Linked DNA regions of Mus musculus: all the other regions are linked to region 1. Evidence: chromatin contacts called from ENCODE Hi-C or POLR2A ChIA-PET data. All regions are on one chromosome and are shown on one strand. The core of a region is the stretch at or near the end of the contact, and the rest is flanking DNA. Distances in the headings are between cores, read along the strand shown.

The links. Hi-C counts contacts between places; a loop is a spot of excess contacts on that map. ChIA-PET counts read pairs that join two places held with the same protein, here RNA polymerase II (POLR2A).
Region 2: a loop to region 1 is called in a map of heart, with 6 times the contacts of the local background. The contact joins the enhancer-like site here to the promoter of 1700012D14Rik in region 1. A Hi-C loop is called at or near these places in 11 of 37 maps with a recorded cell type or tissue (gastrocnemius, heart and left cerebral cortex). POLR2A ChIA-PET finds 5 or more read pairs at or near these places in 4 of 5 experiments (Patski and embryonic stem cell).
Region 3: POLR2A ChIA-PET joins it to region 1 with 47 read pairs in Patski. The contact joins the enhancer-like site here to the promoter of 1700012D14Rik in region 1. POLR2A ChIA-PET finds 5 or more read pairs at or near these places in 3 of 5 experiments (Patski and embryonic stem cell).

The regions. Positions count from the first base shown.
Region 1 is chr7:111,121,173-111,124,188 of GRCm38, forward strand. 1700012D14Rik (RIKEN cDNA 1700012D14 gene) reads right to left here and starts at 1,503. Exons shown (of 3, transcript NR_015573.2): 1 at 1,211-1,503.
Region 2 is chr7:111,154,381-111,157,345 of GRCm38, forward strand. No RefSeq gene overlaps it. Among named protein-coding and RNA genes, the nearest start is that of 1700012D14Rik, 33 kb to the left of the region's middle. Within about 2 kb of position 1,716, at least 1 of the 3 ENCODE cell types and tissues checked has a DNase peak (open chromatin) inside an H3K27ac peak, as active enhancers do; it is heart, where a contact is called at or near this core.
Region 3 is chr7:111,182,282-111,185,257 of GRCm38, forward strand. No RefSeq gene overlaps it. Among named protein-coding and RNA genes, the nearest start is that of Gm33098, 27 kb to the right of the region's middle. Within about 2 kb of position 1,415, at least 1 of the 3 ENCODE cell types and tissues checked has a DNase peak (open chromatin) inside an H3K27ac peak, as active enhancers do.

The DNA of each region.
Region 1 (3,016 bases), core at 253-2,752:
GTAGTAAAGTAAATATGCTAATATTTTCCATTCCACTTACTGTTCTGGTAATTTCCTTGCTTTGAAATGCTTTTTTACCCACTGACATAGAAACATTCGTGGGTGGTGGTGGTGGGAATAAAAACCAACTGAGTTTTTTTTTTTTTTTTAAATACAGCCCCATTTCAATATCTCTAAAACTAAAAACTCAATCTAAAGTGGAATCAGATATGCAAGTGTTACATGACATATGCTGTTACTATAACCAGTCTGTCCCCGATCTAACAATTAATGCTTACTGAGTAACTCTCTTATTTTCTGTGGCCTGTTAGTATCTGTGCCCAATTCCTCATAAAGGTTAATTCATCTAATTGTCAAGAACCTGAGATTATCAACGACTGCATTTTAGAGAAAGATACAGGGAAGTTGGCACCTGCTAGGTTAACACATTTAGTCAGTGAAGAATGAACAGAGTTCCCAAACTGACTGTGCAGCCCACGTGCCTCGACAGTACTTGGGAGTTTTCTACTTCATCAAGCATAACGAGCATTTGGTACTAGAGGTTGGTGTGTGTGTACAAACAGATTGCCAGCGTGTTGTAACAGGCGAAGGCAGCAATCTTAAACTAGGCAGTAGTTAGAAAACCTATTCCTTAGCAGTGGACTCTCCTTCCAGCCTCGATTTAAATTTAGCAAAACAGAGAGCTTCTCGGAGCCACTGGTTCACCATAAAATGAAGTTTCCCCACCTCGTTGTCAAGTGGGCACAAAAAAAAGTAGCTTTGTTTTCTTAAAAGGGCCCCGTATTCCTTTCTCTTCTGAGGTACATCCCAGCAGCTCTTGGGGACAAAGCATCTGCCCTCCTAAGTTTCCAGTTCCTTTCAGGGAACACTAGGGTCTCCCCTTAGGGGCCTTTTGCTGCCAGGCGGCCCTAGGTGTGAACGGGAGCGCAGGCCAATCGCAAAGGTTAAGAAGCAGAAGGGGCCGGGCAGCTCCACTAGGACCTAGAAGTATTTCAACGCGGTCACTTCGCCCTGCGGCCAGTGACAGCCATCCCTCCGGGCCAGGCGTGCACTGCTCGCAGAGCACCACGCCCCCGGAGGCATGCTTCTTGCCCTAGCCTACCAGTGGGTGACACAGGATTCCTCTCGCCCCAGGAATGTCGACTGTGCCATCGACATGAAGTCGTGTCAACACACCCAACACCTTTCCACTCCATCTCCATCGCCCTACCGTCTCGGCTGCGGCTGGGCTGCAGAGCCGCGTCGCGGTCCCCAGCCGAGCACGAGACCGCCATTTTAGACAGCTCAAGGCAGCGGCCATTTCGGAGCGGCCCACTCGCCGGTGGCTCAGCTCACCTTCAGCGAGGGTCTAGGGCCAGTCGTCGGGGACTGGAGGGAGGAGGGAGAGATGAAAAACAAAACAGAGGAGAGGAGGACGCGGGACGGGGTGATGCTGTCAACTCAGGGATACCGCCTAAGCCACCTCAAAGGGCCCCGACTCTCGGACGGCGCGGCCTGAAGTCTGAATTCAGGGACTCTTAGAGCTCCACTGCGGCCAGACGCGATGGTCTGCAGGAGCGACTTCGCCGCTGTCCAATCAGCGACAGAGCTCATCCCTACCGCCAATCCGCGCTGAGCAGCGAGGCGGGACTAAGAGCCCAAGTTTGGTTGAGGCGCGGTGTGACCTGGGAGCCGCCTAGCCGGCTCTGGGCTCCGGGCTGGCGGGCGAAGCCATTGTTTTCTGAATTCCCCGGCACGCCGTGGGCCTGGCGCGGGTTTAGAGAGCAGATTCCGGGGCTCCTCCAGTTCCACGTGGCTGATGCTGACAGACAGATGGCGGCCCAGTCGGCATTTCCCTCAGCTCTGTCGCTCTGCAAGGACTGCTGAGACAGCTATGGATCCTGAGCTCGCCAGCCTAGGCTGATGGTGGCCCGGTCACTCAGTGCTTGGAAGCGGGAAGAAAAAACTCACCTTACTCGGCGTGCATAAACCTTTACCAGCCGGGGGGTTAGGCCAGGCCAAGGGCACGCCTGATGTTTGGCCTCCCAGGTGGCCCAGCAGGACGAAAGGGAAAATCCTTAGAACTCTTCTTTTTCTGAGGTTTACCTCAGCGTTACCAACTCATCTCTGTTGGGTGGGCTGGCAACATTTGGGTGTTTAAGCCATCTATCCCCGTTCTCCCTCTTTTCCAAAAGGGCATGGCCAGGCTTGAGGTCCTGTGTGTAGGGATTAAAAAGCATGTGCCACCATGCCCCGCGAAGCCTAACCCTTAATAGTAGTTATCAGGACTGATGGCAGTCATCAAGCTTCAGTATAATTTTGGAATAAGATTTTGTTTATTATATATTTTTATATATGTCCCCAATGTGAACTTCACATACCTGGTTTGTGTCTTTGTAAATTGGAAAAAAAACTCAAAAATAAGACAATGGGAAGAATAATTAAACATATTCGTGTTTAATTAAAGACTAGGATTTAACTTAGGCTCTATATGCTGACGAGTCTACTGTTCTTGAAACATACAGATTTTTTTCTGTTAATTGCTGTGTCAAATTATAATTTATTATATATTTATATACAGTTATGATTATAATATATGTTGGTTGAGAGAAAAATACAGGCAATGTAGGACTCAGCAAATAAAGATAATAATACTGTTTATAGAGTGCACTGTAGGAGCCAGGGGCTGTTTTATGTACTTTTTGTTTTGTTTTGATATTTGAGACAGGGTTTCTTTGTGTAGCCTTGGCTGCCCTAGAACTTGCTCTCTAGACTAGGCTGGCCTTGAACTCATAGAGATCTGCCTGCCCCTGCCTCCTGTGCTGGAATTAAAGGTATGCACCATCACCACCTGGCTGTTTCATGTTCTTTCAATGTTTTAATTCATATACTCATCACCAGTCTAAGATCAGATCCTAGTTATAGGTAAGGACTTAGAGCATAGAGAAGTACATTTTGCAAACATGACCAACTGATAGTCTATGTTGGGTTCCTTTTTAGTTGTGGGAACCACAAATTGTGTATTTGCTTGTGTGCA
Region 2 (2,965 bases), core at 466-2,965, 33 kb after region 1:
GAGCTGAAAGAACAGGCTTGCACGTGTTCCTGCTTTTCTGGGATCTAGGCTTCACCTCTTTAAGCTCCTGCACCCTCCTTTATGAAATGAGGTGGAAAGCATCTTTCTCAGGGCGTGGCTGTGAGGACCCATGAGACCGTGTAAGCAAAGTTTCTAAAATAATGTGCGGTGAATTTCTTCATAAACAGTCTTAAGAGTAAGCGCATCAACAAATCCGGGCAAGCTGGATTGGCGGTGTAACAGAGATTCCACGTGGGATGCCTCACACAATTGTCTATGTTTGTTTCTTCTTCCTGCTCAGACTTCCCAGATAGACTTTTCTAACCTCATCTCAGGGAAGCATGAAGCAATGGAAGCAACAACAGGTTTGGAAAGCTTTAGTTTCTTTCCTTGGCTGACTAAACCTGCTGCTGAGAACTGGCCTAAGAAATACTCTTAAATAAGTCCCAGGTGCTAAGATGCGTACTAGAGACTCCTACATGATGGTAGAAAAACACCAATATCCACTAGTCAGGTCAGTTATGGCAATTTCACTAAAAGCAGTGGTTCTCAAATCTTTCACAGGGGTCACATATCATACATCCCACATATCAGATATTTACATTACAATACATCACAGCAGCAAAATTACAGTTATGAAGCAGCAATGAAAATAATCTTATGGTTGGGGTCATCACAACATGAGGAACTGTATTAAAGGGTCACAGCATTAGGAAGGTTGGGAAGCCCTGCTAAAAGGGCTACTCTGCAGTCACTGAGCTGGTGCTGGGGAGATGGCTCAGACAGGCATGAGGACCTAAGTTCAATGCCCAGAATCTACACAAAAAAGCCAGATACAGTAGTATGCATCCAGTAGTGGGAGGTAGGGACAGGGAGAGCTCTGGAGTTTGCTGGCCTGATTGGTGAGCCCTAAGAGAAGAGACTCTGTCTCTAAAGAATGACACTAAACCAAGATAAGAAGCTCCCAAGGATGTTACCTACCTGAGGTTGTCCATGAACGTCCACATACACCTGGACACACACATACTCGCACACACAAAGACAAGCATATAAAATATGAACACACACACACATATCTGCACACACACACACACACACACACACACACACACACACACCCCAAAGACTATTCTATGTAGTGACATGGCAACTGTTTATGATTTAGCATTAAGTCAAAGGAGGCATGCAGAGTCCTGCCTATGTTATGACATACTATGACAGGTGTGTGTTCATGTCAGAGGCACCTTTAGGCACCTTCTGGTCCCCTGGGTACTCCATGTATATTAATATTATACACTGGCTTATGGAGAGGATTCTCCAATCTATTATAACTTGGCTTATTTTTTGACCAGTTATAGATGCTTGGCTAGGAATCTTTGAGATGAGCAGAAATTGAGACGAATTTTGATAATGTCCAACTCCTGTTGATGGGTGAATAATCTAATAAATATTAGCAACCAAAAAAATTGAAATAAATATGGGATGACCCTTCCTTTCCTGTTGATAAAAAGCATTGCCAAATTTTGTTTTGTTTTGTTTTTGTTTTTTGAAAAATGGTCTCAGCAAGTCAAGAGATGAGCCTAAAATGTAGCTGCCTCAGGTGAGGGAGGGGCTCTAGAGATTAAAGCTACCTTGGAGGCAGGGCCAGGGAAAACCCTATTGTGAGAACCAAAAGGCCCGGTGAGACACTCAGGGACACTGGAAGCTATCTACAAGCTACCCAGAGGCTGGCTGACTTACAGAATCCTCACCGCAGCCCACAGGGAAACTGTTGTGTCCAAAACAGATCGAGCCAGAAACACGTGATAAGACAGTCGTTTAAAAAGAGAAGTTTAAGAGTCACCAAAGGGCCAGAAGCAGCTGTGACAAGGGATTAAGAGCCCAGGAGGTGAGAGCAGAAACAGGGAATCCAGGAATTGGCTAGAACAGGTGCTGCTTGGGGTCCTCCTGGGCAAGCTGAGGGAGGAGAGCAGTGGAAATAAGGGTTCGGGGTAGGGAGTGGGGGTAAAGGTTCCCCTGAATTTAAGGGTCCTCACAGACACCAACAGTATACAGAAGACCATTCAGAAATCTCTCACCCTAGCTTGGGCTCAGAATGAGAAATCAAGACAGAAATTCCCCTGGTGAATCAGGCTGAGCCCAAGGGGAGGGGAAGGCTGTTTAGAGATAAGGATAAACCCTATTGGGTGCTTAGGTAGAGAGACAAGTCTAGGCACTGGAGCCCAGGCTCTGTGAGTCCTGCGTGCTCAGGCCTGAATGAAAAACTAGGTTTGGGGGAAGAGACTGGCTGGTGAATCACAAGTCCCAGATGTGGGGCACACACTGCAGGCAGACCGTGGCTGCTGTCAGCAGATTTGACCACAGCCTGGGTTAGCTGACAGGCTCAGGACACCGGCCCTGGTTTTAGGCCAGAGAAAGGAAGAACTGCCCCTGGACCCTCCAATATGAAAGCCACAGAGCCCCACAGAACTCCATCTGGGTGAGCAAAAGTATTCAGAACCAGGCTTTACAAGTTGGTTTTATGATGCATCTGGGCTGAAGGTGAACCACCCCAGTCATTAGCTCACTTCCCCTGGGGCTGAATTCCGCAAGGAGCCAGGGGAACGGGTTTCTCCAGCACACACAGACCTGTCCATCAATGTTTGCTCAGAAAAATCCTTGGCACCTCAGAGGCTGTCCCTGGCTCACCTCTGAGACCATGTGCTTTCTCTTGCAGGCAGTTTTGCTGGCTGTTCCCGTAACGGACAGGACAAAGGGACTATATTAAGGCTTCCCTGGGTTAGACAAGATTGGAACACGTCAGATGGCCAACTGCTAGCACATTGTGGTGTCCAGTATCATATATCTTTTCTCCCTCCCTCCCTCCCTCCCTCCCTCCCTCCCTCCCTCCCTCCCTCTCTCTTCTCCTCCTCTATCCTCCCTCTCTGTCTTTCTGTCTCTTTCTCTGTGTCTGTCTCTTTCTGTT
Region 3 (2,976 bases), core at 165-2,664, 61 kb after region 1:
CCACCGGAAAGGAAGGCACATTCCATGTGTGTGGTTGCAATCGTCAGCGAACATTGAAGGAAAGGATTAGAAATAAAAATGGTGGTGTTAGATAGTTAAGTGTCAATGTTAGCTTTTCCTCTTGATGTATCCCTAATGTCATAGTATTTACACTACTACAGAAAGGTCTCAGGCTTAATGTCATACTAGTTGTGGCCACATGGTGTCCCTCCAACTCAGTCTAAATCTTTCAGACAGCTGACTCCCTGCAGTCTCCAAGGCAGAACTTTATAGAGCAGAGGCTGCCCTCAACCCTTGAACTGGCTCTGGCTCTGGTGGTCTCTAGCCAGAGAAAGGAAAAGGGACAGACAAGTTTTCTCAGACCAGAGTGGGGCGGTGGCTTGTTTGTTACTAAGAGTCTCAAGAGACAGTTTTGATGTTGAAGGTTCACTGTGAAAGGGACATTAGTGATGGCTCTCTGAAGGAGGGGGCCGGCAGGACTGCAGCTTCCTTGGGTAGTGGGACTGGATCTGTGGGTGAAGGTTGGCAAGGAGGCTGGAGTGGGAGCCAAGGAAAGAGTAAGGACTGTGATGGTATGGGAAGGAGACATGGTGGGTTTGTATGTAGACAAAGCCCACACACCATAAGAAGGTAGATTCATTGACTTAGGTAACTCCCTCTCTCCCATGTATCACTACATTTTCTTGCCAGTCTGGACCCAAGCTGTAGTGTCTCTGAAGATGCTGATGTTCCTGGCTTGGGGAATTTGGAATATAAAGGAATTCCTGTCTTCACACGATCTGCCATTGTTTCCTCGATGATGCTGATGATGATGGTGATGGTGATGGTGATGATGATGATGAAGGCAGGGTCTCCTGTACATACCCAGGCTGGCCTCTAATATCCTATGTAGCCAAAGATGATATTGATGTTCTGATTCTCCTGCTCCACTCCCTGAGTGCTGGGATTACCCGTGTGCCAGCACACCAGTTTATTCAGTGCAGGGGATTGAACCCAGGGCTTTCTGCGTGCAGGTCAGCAGTTTTCCAGCTGAGCTATGTTCCCAACTCCTCTTCTCTCTGTTTAAAGTCCCATGCCAGAACCCAAGTCTTCTCCTCTTGGTGCACCAGGACCCTGGCTCAGCCAAGCGTTGTTTTCAGAACCTTTGGAACATGTGTTTCAAGGCTGAGTTGTAATAGTGAGTGACCATGGGGAAACAGCAGGCTCCTAATGATTTGGTCCGTAGGGATCGACGTTGCCATGATTCCTGTGCTTGGTTTCCTTGGGTTCTCCTGGGTCCCAAGTTTGGTATCCCAGCTTTTCTTTGGTCTCCCAGTGACAGCAAATTTCAGGCTATTCTTAGCTAGAGTCACTACCGTTACTTGCAGTGAGATCCCTGACTCAGGCTCTCTCATTAGAGCAGCCTGGAGGAAACTGGCTCAAGTCAGGTCACACTTGACTGACAGCTGAGCTCTGGAACCAGAGTCTCTGCCTCCCAGAGAAGGGCTCTGCTGTTGTGTGTATAGTCTGTACTGGATATACAGCAAGCTCTCCTCCTCGCTTGGAATAGCCTTTTGAGGATCAGTGCATCAGATCCCCTGAAGCATGGGAGCACACATAATACATAAAGAAAGCTCTGTAGTATTCCCCATCCGCAGTCTAAAACGCTGAAACACTACACGCCCACGACTAACATTTCTCCTAAAAAAAGAAAGCTTTTAGCCCTCTCTACAATTGTAGGTAGTTTTAAAAACGGCATAAGAACTCATATTGTCTTTAGATATATATTGTCAGTTTCCTCTCATTTCAGAAGTTCTGAACTCGCTGGAATGGACTGTGATTTCCTACAGAAATAAGCTCTTGAATTCAAGTAGGTTTCCCCACTCTCCCTTGAAGCCTCCTCCAGTTTTCCTAGGCTGAGGGGGAAGAGGAGGATGGAGGGCTGTAGCCTGCAGCCCTGGGCAGGGAGCTGGCTTTCCTCCTTTATGAAGTGCCGAGCTTCTGGCTCCCTGTGGACATCAGAGTGCCAGAGACAATGGTTCCATCTTAGCAACAGCAGTTACTTTGAGTTTTACCTTTTGCGCCTAGTTTCTTAAGACTATCACAGCAATGAACATAAATGCTACATTATAAAACAACACACGTTTATTAACTTTGAAATGTTTTATGAGGCTGAAGTCAAAGGCTGTGTTCACTCAGGAGGCTCCAGAGAGAATATCATCTTTGTCCCCCCCCCCCTACTGCCCAGTTGTGAGTTTATTTTTAGTTATGTGATTGTGTATGTGAAGGTATGTGCACATAGGTTTTATTTTTTTAATTATGTGCTGTGCTGTGTATGTGTGAAGGTATGTGGTTATGCACACATGAATGCAAGTATCTGTGGCAGCCAGAAGAGGAAATTGGATCCCCTAAAGCTGGAGCAACAGCTAGCTGTGGGTCACTTGATGTGGGTGTTACAAACCAAACTCAGGTCCTCTGCAAGAGCAGTGCCTGCTCTTAACTTCTGAACCAACTCTCCAGCCCTTCCTTTTCATAAAAAAAGTTTTTGCGTAGTTATATGATCTGAAAAACGGTTTATTTATCAGAGATTAGACTATAACTCATTATTCTATGTTAGATCAAAGTGTGAGCATACAATCAGTTTCATAATGTTCTGTTGACAAGATGTGGCCAAATTTATCCAGGCCTTTGCCTAGTTTTGGAAATTTATTCTGATTTTCTAACCAATAGCTGTGGTAAATACTTTTGCATACACGGAGTTTTGCATTTGTTTTTATGGTCCCCCCCCCCCTTCCCCTCTCCCACTTGGGATGAATTTGCAGATGTGGAGTTAGTGGACCGAAGATTTTTATACAAAATGCTTTCTAGAGAGGTTCTATCAATTTTAAAAACACCAGATTCTGAAGATTAGGAGATGGGCACCTATGGGGGATTCATTAATTTGTCTCCTGCTGCCCATCTGTGAAGTGAGAATGGGAGTCAGGGCTTTACTGGCAG